Linked DNA regions of Homo sapiens: regions 1 and 2 are each linked to region 3. The links are chromatin contacts, found by Hi-C or POLR2A ChIA-PET in ENCODE. All regions are on one chromosome and are shown on one strand. Each heading gives the region's core, a stretch centred on a gene start or an enhancer-like site at or near the end of the contact. The rest is flanking DNA. Distances are from core to core; before and after follow the strand shown. Region 1 overlaps PHACTR4 (phosphatase and actin regulator 4). Region 2 has its middle 36 kb from the start of OPRD1. Region 3 holds the start of SNHG12 (small nucleolar RNA host gene 12).

Region 1 (4,102 bases), core at 1,231-3,730, 130 kb after region 3:
ACCTTGGCCTCCCAGAGTGCTGGGATTACAGGCATGAGCCATTGTGCCCAGCCTCTTTTTAAAATTTTTGAGACAGCATCTCACTCTTGCCCAGGCTAGAGTGCAGTGGTGAGATGAGAGCTCACTGCAGCCTCCAACTCCTGGTGGGATCAAGTGATCCTCCCACCTCAGCTGTCTGAGTAGCTGGGACAACAGGCATGTGCCACCACACCTGGCTAATTTTTTAATTTTTTGTAGAGATGGGGTCTCACTATGTCGCCCAGGTCGACCTTGAACTCCTGGCCTCAAGTAATCCTCTTGCCTCAGATTCCCAAAGTGCTGGGATTACAGGCAAAAGCCACCACATCTGGTCTGCCTGTGAGTTTTTTTTTTCAAATTGTTGTAAATCTCCAAACAATCTGTCAATACATTTATTGAAAAACATCCACACATAAGAACCCACACAGTTGAAACCTGTGTTGTTTAAAGGTCAACTGTAATCTGGATTCTAAGAGTTCTTTTAAGTATATTCTCCTAGTTTGCCACAAGTAAAATATTGTGCTAAAGGAGCTAGAAACCAAATTTAATGAAGATCTAAATATGCCAGGTAAAAGTGTTTTAGCTGTATAATAAAGAGTTTTGAAGAATGCATAAATTTGCCAGGCATGGTGGCTCATGCTTTTAATCCTAGCACTCTGGGAGGTCGAGGTAGTGGGGATCACTTGAGCCCAGGAGTTTAAGATCAGCTTGAGCAACATAGGGAGACCCTGCCTCTACAAAAAAAAAAAATTAGCCAAGTGTGGTGCTTGCCTATAGTCTTAGCTACTTGGGAGGCTGGGGCAGGAGGATCCTTTGATCTGAGGAGGTTGAGGCTGTAGTGAGCTGTGATTGTGCCACTGCACTCCAGCCTGGGCAACAAGTGAGACCCTGTCTCAAAGAAAAAAATTAATGCATAAGTGCTTCATAGCAGTGGCTGATTAGATCTAATTAAGCCATTTATCTCTAAAACTGCTACAATAACACTGGGCAGGGCACAGTGATGCGCACCTGTTGTCCTAGTTACTCAGGAGGCTGAGGCAGGAAGATTGCTTGAGTCTAGGAGTTGAGGCTGTATTGTGATATGTATCATTGCACCTGTGAATAGCCACTGCACTCCAGCCTGGGCAACACAGCAATACCCTGTATCTAAAATTAAAAAAAAAAAAAATCCTGCTACAATAGTTCAAGCTTCAAGCTTCTTAGTATGAATTTCTGTTTGACAGGAGGATTCAATTGCAATGCTTAGAAACTGTAATAGAAACAAAGAGAAACTGACAGATGAATACATTACAGAACAAAGAGTAGGCTGGATGCAGTGGCTCACGCCTGTAATCCCAGCACATTGGAAGGCCAGGTGGGTGGATTGCTTAAACCCAGGAGTTCAAGACCAGCCTGGGCAACATACTGAGACATCATCTTTACAAAAATACAAAAATTAGGCTGGGTGCGGTGGCTCGTGCCTATAATCCTAGCATTTTGGGAGGCCGAGGTGGGCGGGTCACTTGAGGTCAGGAGTTGGAGACCAGCATGGCCAACATGAAACCCTGTTTCTACTAAAAATACAAAAAAAAAAAAAAAAAAAAGCTGGGTGTGGTGGTACATGCCTGTAGTTCCAGCTACTGGGGAGGCTGAGGCATGAGAATCTCTTGAACCCGGGAGGCAGAGGCTGCAGTGAGCTGAGACAACTCCACTGCACTCCAGCATGGGCCACAGAGCAAGACTCCCTCTCAAAAACAAAACAAAACGAAAACCACACACACACACACAACAATTGGCTGGGCGTGGTGGCATGCACCTGCAGTCCCAGATACTCGGTAGGCTAAGGCGAGGGAACTGCTTAAGCTCAGGTGGTTGAGGTTGCAGTGAGCTGTGATCATACCACTGTACTACAACCTGGGTGACAGAGGGAGAACCTGCCTCAAAACAAACAAACAAACAACCAAAAAAAACAAAAACAAAAAATATACTCAGGTATCCAGAAATCATCACTGTTTTTTAAAAAATTATATAAGTACACCCAAATTTGTTTTATACTAATAAAGGACTAAGAAAGATGGGCCTGAAACTGTTCATACGCCAATTCTGCACATAAATCTTTGTTCTCAGCATCTGATTTTATAAAATGCTCCCTCTAATTTCCAATTTGACAGAGAACATATAGGCATGCAGTCACATTTGGATAGACTGTTGTTTCTGTTTAAACTAGTTATGGCATTTTAAATGGCCTATGGCCCCATTCTGTTTTCTATGAGTGAAAAAAAAAAAAAAAGGTAGTTTTCCTTTGTTTGCCAGAAATCAGGGTGTAGGATGCTGGGTATAGTTTTACAATTGTGTGTTCCAAAGAAAACACCTTTTTCTTTGAGTCATGTAGCTACAGGCCATTAGGAAAGCACGTCACAGAGTTGACAGTCTTGGTGTTTTTTGGAGGGGGTGGAGGCTGGGAGTGGAAGATAACTAACCAAATTACAGTTTGGAGTTTCCTGTTTGAGTAGTACCCTGAAACCAGGCCTGGTATTTAAACTACTTACTCCCTCATTCAAGTTGTAGCACCTCACATATCATAGGCTTGTTTCTTACATCATTAATTATGCAGAGTTCTAGTAGTTTCTTCAACCACCATATTTTTCCTAGTAAATATTTAATTGAAGTTTTTAAGTGCAAGTGTAGTTGTTTCATATGAATTTCAGGGGTGATTTTTTTTTTTTTTATACAGAGTGTCACTCTGTCACCCTGGCTGGAGGGCAATGGCACGATCTCAGCTCACTGCAACCCCTGCCTCCTGGGTTCAAGGGATTCTCCTGTCTCAGCCTCCCAAGTAGCTGGGATTACAGGTGCCCACCACCACGCCTGGCTAACTTTTGTATTTTTAGTAGAGACAGGGTTTCACCATGTTGGCCAGGCTGGTCTCAAACTCCTGACCTCAGGTGATCCACCCACTTTGGCCTCCCAAAGTGCTGGGATTACAGGTGTGAGCCACAGCACTGGGCCATTGGCTGTGATTTTTAAATAAATGTATGATATTTATAAAAACCACTTAGCACCTTTCATCTTCGGATAAAGTATTCATTAACTATTTGCTATAGATACATATTATACCTGCATAACTTGATGGAGATATGAGATAAAACAGGATTAAACAATATGCCCTAGGTCAAAGATAATGTTAATTTTAGAATTAGATTTACAACCAATTATTTATTTTATTATACATATATATTTTTATTTTTTAGATATGGGGTATGTTACCCAGGCTAGAGTACAGTGGCTATTAATGGGCGCGATCATGGCACAGTGCAGCCTCAAACTCCTGGTCTCAAGCAATCCTGCTGCTTCAGCCTCTCAAGTCACTGGGGCTCTAGGGGTGCACCACTGCACCTGGCACAGCCAGTTGTTGTTGTTGTTGTTGTTTTGTTTTGAGACAGTGTCTCACTCTTTCACCCAGCTTGGAATACAATGGCATGATCATAACTCACTGCAACCTTGGACTCCTGGGCTCAAGCAATCTTCCTGCCTCAGCCTCTGAGAAGATAGAACTACAGGTGCAGACCACCTTATCTGGCTAATTTTTTTAGTAGAGATCAGGTTTCGCTATGTTGCCCAGGCTGGTCTCGAACTCCTGGTCTCAAGCAATCCTCCTGCCTCAGCCTCTCAAAGTGTGTGAGCTACCATGCCTTGTCCCCCCACCCCCGCCCCCCGCTTTACTTGACTTGGTAATAAGTAACAAAGTTATTGGATCTGTATGAACTCTCTGTATGTTTTACACCTTATCAGGTTTTTTTTTTTTTTTTTTTTTTTTGAGATGGAGTCTCGCTCTGTCGCCCAGGCTGGAGTGCAGTGGCACGATCTCGGCTCACTGCAAGCTCCACCTCCCGGGTTCACGCCATTCTCCTGCCTCAGCCTCCCAAGTAGCTGGGACTACAGGCGCCCACCACCATGCCCAGCTAATTTTTTTTTTTTTTTTTTTTTTTAAGTAGAGATGGGATTTCACTGTGTTAGCCAGGATGGTCTCGATCTCCTGACCTCATGATCCGCCCTCCTCGGCCTCCCACAGTGCTGGGATTACAGGCATAAGACACAGCGCCCG
Region 2 (4,116 bases), core at 1,504-4,003, 190 kb before region 3:
CCTAACTTGTCGACTGAGTGGCTTCAAGAAAGCAGAAACCTAGAAAGGTTTGAGTTCCAATGCTAAAGAGTAAGATGAGAAGGATGGGCTTCTGCCAAGTTGCGATTGATGTCTGAGACCCAGGTCCTTGGGGCACCCCTCACCTCAGGATCCCAGAAGAGGATCCCAGAATGGCCATTTGAGGTTGTCACAGAAGTGCTGGGTCCTTTAGCAAACCAGTAAACTTACGGAATCACAACTTGAGAGGGGTTGGGGAACCATGAAGATGGTTTGGTATTATTTCATTTTTTTTAAAATTGTGTAGACGTGTATATTTAGGAACACAAACATGCTACATATACTGATTTTACTTTTTGAGACAAGGTCTTACTCTGTCACCCAGGCTGGAGTGCAGTGGCACAATCATGGCTCACTGCAGCCTTGACCTTCCCAGACTCAGGTGATTCTCCTACCTCAGCCTCCCCAGTAGCTGGGACTACAAGTGTGCACCACCACACCGGGATGATTTTTGTATTTTTAGTATAGACAGGGTTTCGCCACGTTGGCCAGGCTGGTTTCAAACTCCTGACCTCAAGTAATCCTCCAGCCTTAGCCTCCCAAAGTGCTGGGATTACAAGCATGAGCCACCGGGCCTGGCCCATATACTGATTTTATATGTTATAAAGCAAGTGTTTTTTTAAAAAGGTTTATAAGGATAGATTAGCGAAATGTTTTTTATTTATTTTTATTTATTTATTTATTTTTGAGACGGAGTCTTGATCTGTCGCCCAGGCTGGAGTGCAGTGGTGCGATCTCCACTCACTGCAACCTCCGCCTCCCGGGTTCACTCCATTCTCCTGCCTCAGCCTCCCGAGTAGCGGGTACTACAGGCGCCCGCCACAACGCCGGCTAATTTTTTGTATTTTTGGTAGAGACGGGGTTTCACCATGTTAGCCAGGATGGTCTCGATCTCCTGACCTCATAATCCGCCCGCCTCGGCCTCCCAAAGTGCTAGGATTACAGGCATGAGCCACTGCGCCCGGCCTAGCCAAATATTATACCAAGATTTTTGTTGTTGTTTGAGACGGAATCTTGCTCTCATAGGCTGTCTGCGGCATCCTTCACGAGCTGCGTGATATTGGGCAGGTCAGAGAATTGCTCTGTGCACGCATTTTCTCATCCAAAAAAGGAAATTGCCTCTGAAGCCACTTGATGGTATGAGTTTTACAGGGATTTAAATTGACGTTAGTGGTCCTTTTTTTTTTTTTTTTTTTTGAGACGGAATTTCACTCTGTCGCACAGGCTGGAGTGCAGTGGTGCGATCTCCGCTCACTGCAACCTCCGCCTCCCAGGTTCAAGTGATTCTCCTCCCTCAGCCTCCCGAGTAGCTGGGATTACAAGCACGCGTCACCACGCCCGGCTCATTTTTTGTATTTTTAGTAGAGACAGGGTTTCACCGTGTTAGCCAGGATGGACTGCGCCCGGCCTGTACACACTTTTTATTCTGCATGTGTAACTGTCTGAACTGTGTTAGCTGTTTGTTTGTTTTAAATTAGAACAGCACTACTGGGGCCCGGCGCGGTGGCTCACGCCTGTAATCCCAGCATTTTGGGAGGCGGAGGTGGCCGGATCACCTGAGGTCAAGAGTTAGAGACCAGCCTTACCAACAAGGTGAAACCCCGTCTCTACTGAAAATACAATTGGCCAGGCATGGTGACGGGCTCCCGTAATCCCAGCTACTTGGGAGGCTGAAGCAGGAGAATCGCTTCAACCCTGGAGGCAGAGGTTGCAGTGAGCCAAGATCGTGCCACTGCACTCCAGCCTGGGAGATAGCACTCCAGCCTGGGAGATGGAGTAAGATTCCATTTAAAAAAAAAAAAAAAGCACCAGTAACGTCAATTTAAATCCCTGTAAAACTCATACCATCAAGTGGCTTCAGAGGCAATTTCCTTTTTCGGACGAGAAAATGCGTGCACAGAGCAATTCTCTGACCTGCCCAGTATCACAGACCTCTTGAAGGATGGCACAGACAGCCTATGAGAGAGAGCTGAGCTGTGGAGGACGATGAAGAGGCGAAGGGCTCCTGTGGTTTCCAGAGATAAAGAAAAGCTAGGGAAAAAACGCCAATATAGATAGGGGCAGTTTTCTGGGTAGCTCTGCTCTTATGGAGCTCGCCAAATATAAGATGGTATATTCCTTAAACAGGATGCTGAGAAAACAAGAATCTTCATTTATTTCTCTTTTCCCCAATGCCCAACAATAGTAGCGACAGGAGCTCACAAAATACAGGTTAACTAACACATGGAAACAACAGATGAGTACACTCACACGCACACCTGGAGAGGGCAGCAAAATTGGGAGTTTCCTCGGGGAGCTGCCCTTCAGAGGCACCTCAACTTTTTCGAGTACATGAACCCACGGCCCGCAGGTCGGCTAACAGCTTTCCAACCTTTACCAAGCCTCATGTCTGAGCATTATTGAAGAGGCCGAAGAAAGCAATAAGCTACACATGACACGAATGTCATCTTTGCCTGGTTAGCAGGGTGGTGTGAAACCCCATTTCCCTCTCAGACGACCCAGCTCACCTGCGCAGGTGAGGGCCGGGCGCTTCCGCACAGGCGCAGAAGCAAGGGCGGACACCATCTTGAGCCGCAGCTCAAGGTGGCACAACCGCCGTCAGAGAGAAGGCGTACAAAAACCAGGCTGCGACGGGGTGGGGAAGCATGGAGGGAACCTGGCTACAGCCGGGCAGAAGGTGGCCCTCCTCCATCCGCAGGCACGGCGCACGCGCCGTCCAGCCGCCAAGCCCGGCCCCCGCAGGCGGAGCTCCAGAGCCTGTCCCGGAAACCCGGAGCCAAGGGCCCTAAAGGGCGTGGGACCTTCTGTAATTCCCTCCACTAGCTGAAGACCGCTGGCTTTCACCACACCATGTCAGCTTCCCACGTGCAAACCCGGCAGCTGTAATTAAACATCACAGTTCCAAAGGCTTCTCAGTAGTAAGGAGGTGCACCAGCTGCCCAGAAACCACTAGCGATGAGCGATGCTCATGACAAAGTGGCATTGCTTCCTAAAGCAGAAAAAATTGATTGCAAGTGGACTTACAGATCTGAATCCTAGGGACACCTTTACTTCCACTCTCATTTTCAAAACATTCATGACACGCAGGCCACAAGTCAACTTTCAAATAAAAGTCAAATAAGTGGTAACATCAAGTGCAATGTTAGCTCCATAATGAAAAACGAAAACTTAATTTTTTTAGTATGTTTTGAGACGGAGTTTCACTCTTGTCGCCCAGGCTGGACTGCAATGGCATGATCTCGGCTCACTGCAACCTCCACCTCCTCCTGGGTTCAAGCAATTCTCCTGCTTCAGCCTCCCGAGTAGCTGGGATTACAGGCGTGCACCACCACACCCGGCTAATTTTTGTATTATTAGTAGACATTAGTAGAGACGGGGTTTCACCATATCGGCCAGGCTGGTCTCGAACTCTTGGCCTCAGGTGATCCACCTGCCTTGGCCTCCCAAAGTGTTGGGATTACAGGCGTGAGCCATTGCCCCCGGCCGAAAACTTTTATTACAAGAGCATTTACTTTCTCACTGGTAGAGAAAGCTCCAAGGTGTGGGAACCAGGACTTCAAACATTCTAGGTAGGACTTCTAACGTTTTGGGGTCTCTATTTACAAGGCTTAACAGAGACATCGTGAAAGGATGTAAACCCATGAGCACTGAGCCATACCCTAGCTGAAGTACTGTCAAGTGGAAGCCCTCTAATTCCAGAGGATTCATTCACATGTAGCTTTTTAAAAGGTGAGGACAAAATAAAGTGGTTAAGTGTTTTGATTAGTCTCAATAATTCTCCACTTACCCTGGTAATAAGTCCCAGTTTAATAATCCATTGCAATTTGAAGAATTGCCTTTAAAAAAAGTTCAATAGGGCCGGGCACGGTGGCTCACGCCTGTAATCCCAGCACTTTGGGATGCCAAGGCAGCTGGACCACGAGGTCAGGAGTTTGAGAACAGCGTGGCCAACAAGGTGAAACCCTGTCTCTACTAAAACTACAAAAATTAGCCGGGCACGGTGGCAGGCACCTGTAATCCCAGCTGCTCAGCAGGCTGAGGCAGGAGAATCACTTGAAT
Region 3 (4,067 bases), core at 1,265-3,764:
GTGATATTCAGGTGGGGCGAGTTCCAGGCAAGAGCAAAGGCCCTGGGGTGCTTCAAGAAGAGCAAAGAGTCCAGGAAGATGGAGCTGACTGAGTGAGGGAGCAAGTGGTGCGTGATGAGGGCAGGAAGGAGGAGGAGCCTGATCACGTATGACCTTGGAGACCATTATGGAGATTGCCGTTTTTATTCTAAGTGTGTTGGGAAGTCATGGGAGATTTCTGAGCAAGTGAATAACATGATATAAATGTTTTTTAGGCCTGGCTCATGCCTGTAATCCCAGCACTTTGGGAGGCCAAGCAGGTAGGTCACCTGGGGTCGGGAGTTCAAGACCAGCCTGACCAACATGGAGAAGCCCCGTCTCTACTAAAAATACAAAAAATTAGCCGGGCCTGGGGCAGGTGCTGTAATCCCAGCTACTCAGGAGGCTGAGGCAGGAGAATCACTTGAACCTGGGAGGTACAGGTTGCAGTGAGCCGAGATCGTGCCATTGCACTCCAGCCTGGCAACAAGAGGGAAACTCCGTCTCAAAAAAAAAAAGTTTTAAAAAATACATGTTACTTATTTATTTACTTTTATTTTATTATTACTTTTGAGATGGAATATTGATCTGTTGCCCAGACTGGAATGCAGTGGCACGATCTCGGTTCACTGCAACCTCTGCCTCAGCCTCCCGAGTAGCTGGGATTATAGGCGCCCGCCACCATGTCTGGTTAATTTTTTATATTTTTAGTAGAGACGGGGTTTCACCATCTTGGCCAGGCTGGTCTTGAACTCCTGATCTCGTGACCCACCCGCCTTGGCCTCCCAAAGTGCTGGGATTACAGGCATGAGTTACTGTGCCTGGCCTTATTTATTTTTAAAGGCAGGGTCTCACTTTGTTGCCCAGGCTGACCTCCAGCTCCTGGACAGAAGTGATCCTCCTGTTTCAGCTTCCCAAGTAGCTGGACTACAGGTGATCCACTGCATCTGCCTTAATATAATATGTATATCTATCTATCTATATATACACACACATAGATATAGATAGATATATATAGATATATTTTTTGAGAGGGAGTCTCGCTGTATCACCCAGGCTGGAGTGCAGTGGCATGATCTTGGCTCACTGCAACCTCTGCCTCCCAGGTTCGAGCGATTCTTATGCCTTAGCCTCCCAAGTAGCTGGGACTGTAGATGAGTGTCACCATGCCTGGGTAATTTTTTTTTTTTGTATTTTTAGTAGAGATGGGGTTTTGTCATGTTGGCCAGGCTGGTCTCTAGTTCCTGATGTCAGGTAATCCACCTGCCTTGGCCTCCCGAATTGGTGGGAGCTACTGCGCCTGGGAGATATACATTTTTTCTTAATGGTTTTTTGACAGCTTTATTGAGGCATAATTGACACAGAATAAACTGCACAAGCCTGGGCGAAAAAGCGAGACTTCATCTCCAAAAAAAAAAAAAAAAGTTTAATAATTTTACTTTTTTTCTTTTTTTTTTGAGACGGAGTCTCGCTCTTGTCGCCCAGGCTGGAGTGTAATGGCTCCATCTTAGCTCACTTCAACCTCCGCTTCCCAGGTTCAAACGATTCTCCTGCCTCAGCCTCCCAAGTAGCTGGGATTACAGGCGCCTGCCACCACGCCCAGCTAATTTTTGTATTTTTAGTAGAAACGGGTTTTCACCATGTTGGCTAGGCTGGACTTGAAATCCTGACCTCAGGTTATCTGCCCCCTCGGACTCCCAAAGTGCTGGAATTACAGGTGGGAGCCACCGCGCCCAGCATAATTATTAAGCTTTTAAAGCGTAAACAAACGGCCGGGCGCGGTGGCTCGTGCCTGTAATCCCAGCACTTTGGGAGGCCGAGGCGGGTGGATCACGAGGTCAGGAAATCGAGACCATCCTGCCCAACATGGGGAAACCCTGTCTCTACTAAAAATACAAAAAATTAGCCGGGCGTGGTGGCGGGCGCCTGTAATCCCAGCTACTTGGGAGGCTGAGGCAGGAGAATGGCGTGAACCCGGGAGCGGGAGCTTGCAGTGAGCTGAGATGGCGCCACTGCACTCCAGCCTGGGCGACAGAGCAGCTCCGTCTCAAGAAAAAAAAAAAAAAGCATAAACTACAAAAAAAAAAATTGACTCTTAGACTTCATAAAAATTAAAAAACTTTTAGCAGGCTGGCTGGCGTGTGGAGACCAGACTGTCGGGAGCAACAGCAGGATCTGGGAGATAAGAGACTATTGCTATCATCTGGGTCAACGATTAGGGTAACATCAGTGGAAGGGGTAAGAAACAGTCAGATTATTGATACATTTTAAAGGTAGAGCACACAGGAGTTGCTGATGGCTTGGACATGTGATGTTAGAGAAAGAGAGGAGTCCAGGACCACAGGCATGCGCCCCCACGACCTGCTAAAGTAGTACTTACTTTTTATTTTATTTTATTTTTTTGAGACAGAGTCTCGTTCTGTTGCCCAGGCTAGAGTGCAGTGACGCGATCTCGGCTCTCTGCAAGCTCCGCCTCCCGGGTTCACGCCATTCTCCTGCCTCAGCCTCCCGGGTAGCTGGGACTACAGGCGCCCGCGACCACGCCCGGCTAATTTTTTTTTGTATTTTTTTTTAGTAGAGACCGGGTTTCGCCGTGTTAGCCAGGATGGTCTCGATCTCCTGACCTCGTGATCCACCCGCCTTGGCCTCCCAAAGTGCTGGGATTACAGGCGTGAGTAACCGCACCCGGCAGTAGTACCTACTTTTTAAAGTGTAAGCAAGGAAAGTTGGCCCGCACCTGTAGTCCCATCTACCTGGGAGGCTGAGGTGGAAGAATTGCTTGAGCCCAGTTGGTCGAGGCTGCAATGAGCCTTGATCACGCCACTGCACTCCAGCCTGGGCAACAGAACAAGACCCTGTCTCAAACAAAAAAGTGTATGTAAGAATAAAAATTAATAGATTAGGCACAGGATGGGTGTTTAATTCTCGGCAATCACCACTAAGTTTTCATACTGAGGCTTATTCATTCCATGGGCAAAACATTGCGCTATGTGTGGTGCCTGGGGTGGGCTCCAAATTCCAGTCCTCTCCTCGCTTGCGATAGCTGTGTGATCCATTCCTAAGTTTCCTTATTTGTCCACAGAGCGTACACAGGGTTTTTATGAAAACTAGATCAGATAATCAGACACAGTTAAAATAGCACGCGCTCAGTAAAATTACATATTAGTGGAAGAGACAAGCCTTGAATAAATCGCCTTTCGGGGAGTATGACCCCCTCCCCGAAACCCACTCAGGCGCTGCTCGCTCGCACGCCCACTGAGCTCGGAGCGGAGCCCGAGCCCTTTCCCAGCACACAGGGTTCATTTCCAGACTGAAAGACATCCCAGAGACAACTCCAGAGGCCAAGGCGGGTCGGCTTCCTGCGTGGGCCCAGCGCCGGGCACTGAAAGGTGAAGGCGCTTCTTCCGCTCGGAGGAAAGCCTCTGGCGGTTCTCGCTTCGCGGGCTCGGGATGGACACGCGCGTAGGGCTGGGGAGGTGACGCGCGGACAACGCCGGGGCGAGCAAACTACAACTCCCAGGCAGCTGTGCGCCACGCGGGCGGCCTACTGTCGGGTGTGGCCGCGAGGGGCGGCCTATATAAGCTCTTGCTCGCGGCTTCAGCGCCCTTTCTCCCCGCCGCATTCCCGGTGTCGACTTACTAGCTGCAAGCCTCTGCCTGCCTTCCTGCGCGCCGTTCCCCGCTAGTCGCTGCTGCTGGCGCGCACTCGCCGGGTTTTTCCTCCCACGGCCTCGAGATGGTGGTGAATGTGGCACGGAGGAGCCGGGCCTTCCAACCCGGTGGGCCCGAGCTCCGAAAGGCCCCCTCGGCAGTGAGAGGGGCGGGAGCCCGCGGGGGCCGCGCCCTTCTCTCGCTTCGGACTGCGCAACGCTGCGCTCTGGGCTGACAGGTGAGTGTTGCAGGCAGGCGGCCGGGTTTACGGAAGGGGTGGGGGTTTGGGAACCGGTCTCCTGGGGGATGCGGGGATGAATCCCTGGGCCTGAAGTGTCTTAATTCAGGGGGAGGCCGCATGCTGGTGTCAGGATGGCCTCCAGTTGAATCTGTGACAT

Evidence for each region. Hi-C counts contacts between places; a loop is a spot of excess contacts on that map. ChIA-PET counts read pairs that join two places held with the same protein, here RNA polymerase II (POLR2A). Pooled maps may share reads with other maps.
Region 1: a pooled map shows a loop between it and region 3 (5-fold over the local background). The contact joins the enhancer-like site here to the promoter of SNHG12 in region 3. A Hi-C loop is called at or near these places in 5 of 50 pooled maps. POLR2A ChIA-PET finds 5 or more read pairs at or near these places in 15 of 52 experiments (AG04450, H1, HEK293 and 12 more).
Region 2: a loop to region 3 is called in a map of naive thymus-derived CD4-positive, alpha-beta T cell, with 10 times the contacts of the local background. The contact joins the enhancer-like site here to the promoter of SNHG12 in region 3. A Hi-C loop is called at or near these places in 1 of 168 maps with a recorded cell type or tissue (naive thymus-derived CD4-positive, alpha-beta T cell) and 7 of 50 pooled maps. POLR2A ChIA-PET finds 5 or more read pairs at or near these places in 20 of 52 experiments (AG04450, CD4-positive, alpha-beta T cell, CD4-positive, alpha-beta memory T cell and 13 more).

The regions. Positions count from the first base shown.
Region 1 is chr1:28,448,474-28,452,575 of GRCh38, reverse strand. All of the region lies in intron 2 of PHACTR4 (phosphatase and actin regulator 4), which reads right to left. Among named protein-coding and RNA genes, the nearest start is that of SNHG3, 55 kb to the left of the region's middle. RefSeq lists a silencer at 1,754-1,803. Within about 2 kb of position 2,480, at least 5 of the 41 ENCODE cell types and tissues checked have a DNase peak (open chromatin) inside an H3K27ac peak, as active enhancers do; they include endothelial cell of umbilical vein, where a contact is called at or near this core.
Region 2 is chr1:28,773,993-28,778,108 of GRCh38, reverse strand. No RefSeq gene overlaps it. Among named protein-coding and RNA genes, the nearest start is that of OPRD1, 36 kb to the left of the region's middle. RefSeq lists an enhancer at 2,658-2,952. Within about 2 kb of position 2,753, at least 22 of the 41 ENCODE cell types and tissues checked have a DNase peak (open chromatin) inside an H3K27ac peak, as active enhancers do; they include CD4-positive, alpha-beta T cell and CD8-positive, alpha-beta T cell, where a contact is called at or near this core.
Region 3 is chr1:28,581,430-28,585,496 of GRCh38, reverse strand. SNHG12 (small nucleolar RNA host gene 12) reads left to right here and starts at 2,514. Exons shown (of 6, transcript NR_146382.1): 1 at 2,514-3,407. RefSeq lists an enhancer at 3,347-4,067.